2 separate regions of the Homo sapiens genome follow, and region 2 is linked to region 1. The links are chromatin contacts, found by Hi-C or POLR2A ChIA-PET in ENCODE. All regions are on one chromosome and are shown on one strand. Each heading gives the region's core, a stretch centred on a gene start or an enhancer-like site at or near the end of the contact. The rest is flanking DNA. Distances are from core to core; before and after follow the strand shown. Region 1 overlaps SCPEP1 (serine carboxypeptidase 1). Region 2 overlaps CUEDC1 (CUE domain containing 1).

Region 1 (4,157 bases), core at 513-3,012:
GCGAGACTTCGTATCAAAAAAAAAAAAAAAAAAAAAAAAGTGTTTCATATTTATTGTTAAAAATCCAAACATTACAGAAAAGTGTAGAGGAAAAAGTGAAAGCCCCTGGCCTCCTATGCCGCTGTTAAGTTTGGTTTCTTTTTTCATAGCCGAGGTTTTTTCCTTATTCCTGCAATGTACTGGGGTGGCTAAATTACCAAACTATAAAACAAATCATCTCTAGCCTAGCATGGCTGTCTCTACCAGGCTTGGAATTTACCTGTACATTAGGCACTCTTCTGGAGAGTGAAATTGAACTTCTGTTTCAGGAGCTGTCATTGACTGGCCCACAGAGGAGGGCAAGGAAGTATGGGATTATGTGACGGTCCGCAAGGATGCCTACATGTTCTGGTGGCTCTATTATGCCACCAACTCCTGCAAGAACTTCTCAGAACTGCCCCTGGTCATGTGGCTTCAGGTAAAGTAGCTTCCCAGCCTGGCCTGAGGTCAAAGCCAAGTCTCCTCTGTGTGGCTCTTTGCTTGCTTTTTGGGCTGATGTCTCAGCAGTGAAGGGCGGATTTGGTCCAGCAGTGTGACCTGGGGGTTCGGCGTGCTTCTGAGGTAGGCTGAGGCAATGGTATAGCCAAGGAGGCTAAATCAGAGGGCGAGGGGGTTCTAGCCTTTTGCCAGAGTCTCTTTATATTTCCAGACGGTCACAAGAAGGCTCACTGAAAACTCCTGATGATACATTTGAATACATAGTGATAGAAAGTGTTTTGAGGCCGGGCACAGTGGCTCATGTCTGTAATCCCAGAACTTTGGGAGGCCGAGGTGGGTGGATCATACGAGGCCAGGAGTTCGAGACCAGGCTGGCCGACATAGTGAAACGCTGTCTCTACTAAAAATATTTAATACAAAAATTATCCAGGCATGGTAGCACATACCTATAATCCCAGCTACTCAGATGGTTGAGGCATGAGAATTGCTTGGACCCGGGAGGCGGAGGTAGCAGTGAGCTGAGATCGTGCCACTGCGCTCCAGCCTGGGCGACAGAGCAAGACCCTATCTCAAAAGAAAAAAGAAAAGAAAGTGTTATGGAAGGTTCCAAAGCAAAGACCTGAGGTAGCCTGACCCTCCCTTCCTCTCCATACAATCCTTTCCTGAACCCTAACTTCTTACCCCCAGAAAACCTGATCTTTTGAAGGGACTGCTACAAGCCTTCTGCACCTTCGTGTGACTGTTGCGCCTTCCCCCTTTCCCTGAGTGTGTTTGCATTTTAACCTTGAGCTCTGATTGTAGGATGGAAGGCAGGGAGCTGGTTGAAAGATTTGTAGGGACAGGCAGAGGCTCTTTTCTGGCATTTCTGAAATATCTGTCCAGAGATGGCCCACCCCCACCCGGAAGACCACCCACCAGGGAGGAATTAAGGAACATGGTCTTGCCTCTGGAAAATGTAGGCATGGCCCAGCTGGAACCCTGGGCCCCTCATCAGTAAATAGGGACCCTGGTGCTCACCTCCATAGGATGCTACTGGGACGTCTTCCAACAATGCTGGTATTTATAAGCAGCCTCCCACCACCTGGGTTTTGCCTCCCAGGATGGTCGATGCAGACTTTCTGGTGAGATAGAGCGAAAATGAGCAGTTTTCAGGGAGGGGCCTTTCTCTTTTGGAATTATCACTTGTGCCACCTCTGAGGGCTAGAGCTGAGGCTCAGCCCCAGGTGCGGTTATGATAATGCAGAAAAAGAACCCTTGTATGTCAGCCTGGGGAGCCCTGTTCACCTCCGGTGGCTGGAGACAAAGGTGCGGCACAATTGGCAGGGAGAGCCAGGCCGTGGACAAGCTCAGGCCTGCCGTCAGGGGCCTCGGGTTTTCAGTGCCTACCTGCCACTTAGAGCCATGGCAAGATACTTCCTCCTCTGGGCCTTGGCTGTCTAATCTGGGAGATTTTGGTGGTTTTCAAACTTTTTGTTCATCAGCAGAACTTTTCTTTTTTTTTTTTACCCCCAAATGAAAGCTTACAAAGGGGAGACAAAGCAGACAAAAGCACAAGTGCTGAGGCTGAGGCTTCTCCTTTGAAGTTTATCAACTGAAGAGAATAAATTGCTCTTCACTTACCCAGAGACCCAAGAGAGAAGAAGAAAGATTATGCTTACAGAAGAAATAACTAATTTAGATGAAAAGGAGATCTATTTTAGCAGCCTACTGAGGACATGGTGCTGACTTCTCTCGGGGGAATCTTTGAGAATCGAAGTCATGTCTTCTGAGTGGGTTAGCAAACTATGTTAGGGACACTTTCAAGTCTTCGAAGCGTTTCACTTGGTCCACTGACACACTGACTGTGTCTCAGAGTTTCTGGATAGCCCTGGGCCATGCTAGCACCCTATCCCAAAGTTCTAGACAAAAAAGAGGTTTTACAATAGGATATATTCACGTAGAACAGAGGCTTCCTCCATCCAGCATCTCATTGCCTTTTGAGGAGAGGGGAATGAGGAGAGAGGAGAGGGAGAGGTCATCTTCTGCTGTCTCCCTGGCATACCAGAAGCAGAGGAGAACTGAGATTTCTCCCACAAAGACCCAACCCCTAGGATTTCCAGCTTTTCTCCTTTTGCTTTGATCCTACCTCATCCTAATAAGTCCATTAGGAAAAAGGAACCCAGCTTTCATTGGAGGGTAGATCCCTGGCTTTAATTTATTGCATATTGCATTATAAATATTTTTCAATGTTGCCACATCATTTTTCGTAGTTCATGATTCTAAGTGGCAGTGTAGCATTCCATGCAGTAGATGTGGTATGGTTGCCTAACCTGTTCCCCTATTTGGGGGACGTTTGAGTTGCACCCTTACTTCTGTTATTTTTAATAGGACTGCGGTTAACATCTTCATCTGGTTTGTGAACTTTTTACTGCTTAGGAAATCTTAAGATACAAAGGGCATATGATCAGGGGGATGTATAGCCTTCCAATTTTATCAGAGTTAGGTTGGTCCAGGTTCAAAACATTAGTGTTGTAAAGTCTTTCCCTTTTGGGGCCCTCTTGCCGTTGCTAGTTACCCTTTAGCCCTGACTCTATCTTGTCTTTTTTTTTTTTTTCTTTAGATTTCCCTACACAAATTGCCCTGGCTTTTGTTTTGCCCAAGGTATTCCCTTTCATCTTTTTTTTCTTTTTCTTTTTTGAGATGAGGTCTCGCTCTGTCACCCAGGCTGGAGTGCAGTGGCGCAGTCTCGGCTCACTGAAACCTCCACTTTTTGGGTTCAAGTGATTCTCGTGCCTCAGCCCCCCGAGTAGCTGGGACTACAGGCGCACGCACCACACCCGGCTAATTTCCTGTTCTTAGTAGACGCAAGGTTTCACCATGTTGGCCAGGGAGGACTTGAACTCCTCTCGAACTCCTGACTTCAAGTGATCTGCCTGCCTTGGCCTCCCAAAGTGCTGGGATTACAGGCGTGAGCCACCGCACCCGGTCCCCATTTCGTCTTTTCATATCTCCCTTTCCTACCCATCCTGCTAGTGCACAGAGAGGCCATATCCTTTTATTCTAGGTCCTCTGCCCTTTCCCTCGCCTCAGCTGACAGGGCCCTTCTCATAGACTCCCCACCTCAATTGGCCCCTGGATTTGTCCAGAAAAAGCACTGACCATCTTTTCCCCTGACCACCTCCCAAAGAGCCTCCTCTTGTCTCAATTAGAAAGCCCACCCAACCTGTCCTATTTGCCTCTTAGTTTCTTTTTTCTCTGAAGCCCTCAGAGCCCATAGAACTGCCCCCAACACCGAGCTGTGGTTCAGAATCCTGCCTTTCCCTCTCCCATGGATGCTCACAGTATCAAACTCTCCCTGCCCTGGGACTTTAGAAACTGCTGCATTATATCCACAGAATCTGCTTGATCAAACTGCTTCTAAGTCTGGGTCCCTTATCAATCCACAGGGACTCTGAAGAGTCTCCCATCTCCTGGGGAGAGGGTGATGGAGGAAGAGTCAGAAGGCCCAGTGTCTAGTCCGGTTAGAGCTCCTTCAGGTCAGCAAGGCCTACGGCAGGCCAAGGCTCCAGCTCAGAAAATCAGGAGGCAGCTGGGTGTGATGGCTCACACCTGTAATCCCAGCACTTTGGGAGGCTGAGGCGGGAGGATTGCTTGAGCCCAGGAGTTTGAGACCAGCCTGGGCAACATGGTGAAACCTCACC
Region 2 (3,900 bases), core at 806-3,305, 880 kb after region 1:
CAGACTTCAGATAGCCCAGCTCTGCATTTTTGCAGAGGATAAATCTGCAAGTATCGCCTTGTGGATACCAGGAGTTCAGCACTTGCAGATGAGCAAGCAATGTGAGGGTAGGTGGCTAAGGCAGTCATCTGGTCCAGCCTGTCCCTGCCCCTGGACCCATAGCCATCTTTAACCAGGCGTCAGCGGCTCCAGCAGAGGCTTCATCTCCTGCACTCCTTGTTAGACCTGGTAAGCATTCTCCCTCTCTTTCTCTCTCTGATTACAATCATCTCCAGTGTCATCTACACTAACAGGTAAAATGGTGTAAGGGTCTCAAACTTGCTGCATATTAGAAGCACCTGGGATTTTACAATCTGATTCTCAGGCTAAATCCCAAACCAATTAAATCAGAATCTCTGGGAATGAGACCCACACATCAGAAATGATTCTAACGTACAGCAAGTTTGAGAACCAGTGTTCTAGAGCAGTGTTTCTCTAGCTTTAATGTGCATAGAAGTCACCTGAAGAGCTTGTTAAAATGCGAATTCTGATCCAGTGAGGCTGGGGCAGAGCCTGAGATTCTTTTTCTAACAAGCTCCTAGGTAATAATGAATGTTGCTGGTCCATAGACCAAGCTGTGAGTGGTCAGATTGTGGAACTGTGGTTCTCAAATTTGAGCATGTATCAGAATGATCTGAAGGTCTTGTTAAAATGCACGCCAGTTTCCGATTCAGATCTGGAATGGGGCCTGATAATACGCATTCCTAACAAGTTCCCAGGGAATGGCGATGCTGCTGGTCCACAGGGCACACTTTGGGCAGCAGGGGTGTAGAGGAGGCAACACAAGTTTTGGAGTCAGGCAGCCCTCAGCCTCCTTTTCTGGCCTCATGACACTCTAGCTCTGTGATCTTGGATAAGTTACTTAACCTCTCTGAACTGTAATTATACTATCTGTAAAGTGATCGTTATTGGGCAAGATCAAATGAGCTAAAACACCTAACACATTGCCAAGTGGGCTGGTCCTCAAGCTTGACGGCAGATTTAATTACCTTGGGAGCTTTTTTTAAAAAACAAACAAAAAACCCATAGTTGATTTAATTGGTCTACGGTACTGAACATCAGGACGTTTTTTCTTTAATAGAGATGAGGTCTTGCTCTGTCACCCAGGCTGGAGTGCGGTGGCTCAATTATAGCTCACTGTAATGTCAAATTCCTGACCTCAAACAATCCTCCCACTTTGGCCTCCCAAAGTGCTGGGATTACAGGCATGAACCACAAGGGCGGGCCAGGATCTATTTTTTTAATTGAGACAGGGTCTTGCTCTGTCACCCAGGCTGGAGTGCAGTGGCATGATCACAGCTCACTGCAGCCTCGACCTCCTGGGCTCAAGCGATCCTCCCCCCTCACCCTCCCGTGTAGCTGGGATTACACATGTGTGCCACCAACCCAGCTATTTTTTTTTTTTTTTTTTTTTTGTAGAGATGTGGGGGGTTGGGGGATGGGTCTCACTTCGTTGCCCAGGCTGGTCTTGAACTCCTGGCCTCAAGCGATCCTGCTGCCTCGACCTGTCAAAGTGCTGGGATTCTAAGTGTAAGCCACTGAGCCTGGTCTTGGCCAGGATTTTTTTTAAAGCTACTCAAGTAATTCTGTGCAGCCAGTGCTAGGTACTGGCCTGGTACCATGGTTCCCAAACTGTGGTGTGCATCAGAATCACAGGTTGCTGGGCTGCACCCCCAGAGTTTCTGACTCAGTAGGTCTCGGATGGGACTGAGAATTGGCATTTGGAACAGCTTCCCAGGCAATGAATACCACGCAGAGAACCAGGGCTGGAGGATAATCCTGGTTTGCTCAGGACAGCTCATGTGGAGCGTCACCCTGTCCCAGGTGTGCCACTTTACAAGCCCCCCTGGGTCTGACTGGGAGTGGGGCCAGACCCTGATGGGTGGGGAGGCCCCTGCAGGAGTGCAGGAGGCACAGTTGTTGTCAGGGAAGAGAGAGGGTGAGGTCACTGAGCTGAAACATGGCATCAGGGGCAAGAGAGGCAGCCTTGGCAACAGTGACCCAGAGCCCAGGAGTAAGATGTGTGGTTGGAACCCCTAGGAGGCCGTTAGCTCAACACAAGGAAAAACTTCGACCTTGAGAACTGCCCTGTCTGGAAACGGCACCAGCTTCCTCTTCTGGCAGCGAGGGCCCTGTCCCTGTGGTGGAGGGCGGGGTAGTCCTGCTGAGCTGGAGGAGGAGGAGGAAGGAGAGATGTATCAACTGGGGCGATCTCTGAGTTCCCTTTGAAGTCTGAAATTGCACTTCCCTGCAACCTCCAGTCTGCCTTTAATCCAGAAGCTGTTTATTTAGGGAGGTGGCCGTCTGGAGCTTTCTCAACAGACTGGCTTTCCCCATGGTGTTTCCCTTGCCTGATACAGCAAGCGGTTTACAGTCCTGGGCCAAACAGGAAGGCGACAGCGCTAGACGCAGCCGGCAGGTCCGCAAGGTTGAGGTGCAGCGGTGCCGCAGGTGTCACCTCGAGAGTGCAGTCGGAGAGCGCCGCGGGTGAATGGGCCAGGCAAGGCAGGGGTACCCTAGGGATGCGACGCGGGGCTCCTGGGGACAAACCCTGCCCCAGGCCGGGAGGGAGGAGGGAGCAGGAGGGTCCAGCCCACGCCGCTGGCCACATCAGAGCACCAAGAGAACACCAACTGTTTATTACAGGAATTCCTATGAAACAGCTCCAAGAAAAAACCCACACATAGGAGGAAAAAAAATAACAAAGCAACACTCAACAGACATGGGGCTGGGGCTTCCCCCACAGTGCGCCGGGTCCTGGCGCGGGGAAGGCTCAGAGACCCGTCGAGAACTCGAGCTGGGGTACCGAGGCACTCCTCGGAGACCCCCCCCCCTCCCTCCAGGGCCCCAGGCCTGGCGCGGGGAGCAGCGGAGGGGGCGACCGCTCCTCGGCAGGGCCCCCCGAGCCAGCGTCCCGGCCCCGCGCGCGTTTCCAAACTTGGTCACGCTCGGCGGCGGCTGCGCGTCCCGGCCCTCCCCAAGCTCGGCGTTGCGAGTCCGGGCAGGGTGGGCGGGACGAGGTGCGATCGCCGGCTCGCCTTCGCTACGCCCTTGTGATCTTGGGGCCACGGAGGCCACCAGGGCCCGGCCAAGGATCGGATGCCACTCCCAACCTCCCAGAGCCGCGCCGAAGCCTCGTGCCTGCCCAGGCTTCCCGGCTCTCCGGAAGGTCTGCGCGCTCCCATGTCCAGGGCGGGGCCACGGGCTGGGCAGCCTCCCTCCCCGTGGCAGTGGTCAGTGCCGTGTAAGCGTTCCTAGAATCAGAGTTCTCCTCCTCAGATCACCCGCCCTTCTCAGGGGCACCCAGCAAGCCCTTATGCCCTAGGCGCTCACCCAGGCTGGCGGCCTTTCCGCCTTGCTCTTTAGCCCTGCACCTGCTCAAAGGGGTCACTCCAGGACCCACCGCTGCCCACCCTCGGACAGCAGGGCTTCCAGTCCAGCTGGGGAGTCAGAGCCCCTGTGAGCCCCTACTGTGGTGTGACTCCAGAACTGGCTTTTGTCTGCTGCCAAATTAAAGACCCTGCCTCCCCAGAGTCCTCCAGCTCCAGGGTGGCCACCCTCCCCATCCCTGCTGGGTGACCGGGAGCTGCTGGGAGTGAGCCCATCCCTAACAGCAGCAGCCTGATGAGGCCAGACGGGGCAGGGCAGTCGGCAGATGCTTTGCAGTAGCCCATAGCTCCTCAGAGTTCCTGGGGGACTGGCCAGGGACCTCCCACCCAGGCTGGGTGCAGGGCTCGTGTGCTGGGCCAGCAGCCCCGGGGGAAGGCTGAGATACAGGAGGACATGGAAGGGAAGGGCACAAGTGCCCGGAGGGAGCTGAGGAAGGGGGACCAGAAGGGAGCTGAGGAAAGGGGGTCAGGC

Evidence for each region. A loop is a pair of places that touch in the nucleus more often than their neighbours do. ChIA-PET counts read pairs that join two places held with the same protein, here RNA polymerase II (POLR2A). Pooled maps may share reads with other maps.
Region 2: POLR2A ChIA-PET joins it to region 1 with 10 read pairs in IMR-90. The contact joins two enhancer-like sites. A Hi-C loop is called at or near these places in 2 of 168 maps with a recorded cell type or tissue (naive thymus-derived CD4-positive, alpha-beta T cell and sigmoid colon) and 7 of 50 pooled maps. POLR2A ChIA-PET finds 5 or more read pairs at or near these places in 4 of 52 experiments (HEK293, IMR-90, K562 and 1 more).

Annotation. Positions count from the first base shown.
Region 1 is chr17:56,980,774-56,984,930 of GRCh38, forward strand. SCPEP1 (serine carboxypeptidase 1) reads left to right here. Exons shown (of 13, transcript NM_021626.3): 2 at 309-457. Among named protein-coding and RNA genes, the nearest start is that of SCPEP1, 4.7 kb to the left of the region's middle. Within about 2 kb of position 1,763, at least 3 of the 41 ENCODE cell types and tissues checked have a DNase peak (open chromatin) inside an H3K27ac peak, as active enhancers do.
Region 2 is chr17:57,858,941-57,862,840 of GRCh38, forward strand. It overlaps CUEDC1 (CUE domain containing 1), which reads right to left. Exons shown (of 11, transcript NM_001271875.2): 11 at 2,303-3,900. Among named protein-coding and RNA genes, the nearest start is that of MRPS23, 11 kb to the left of the region's middle. RefSeq lists enhancers at 1,421-2,271, 2,272-3,121, 3,122-3,900. Within about 2 kb of position 2,056, at least 25 of the 41 ENCODE cell types and tissues checked have a DNase peak (open chromatin) inside an H3K27ac peak, as active enhancers do.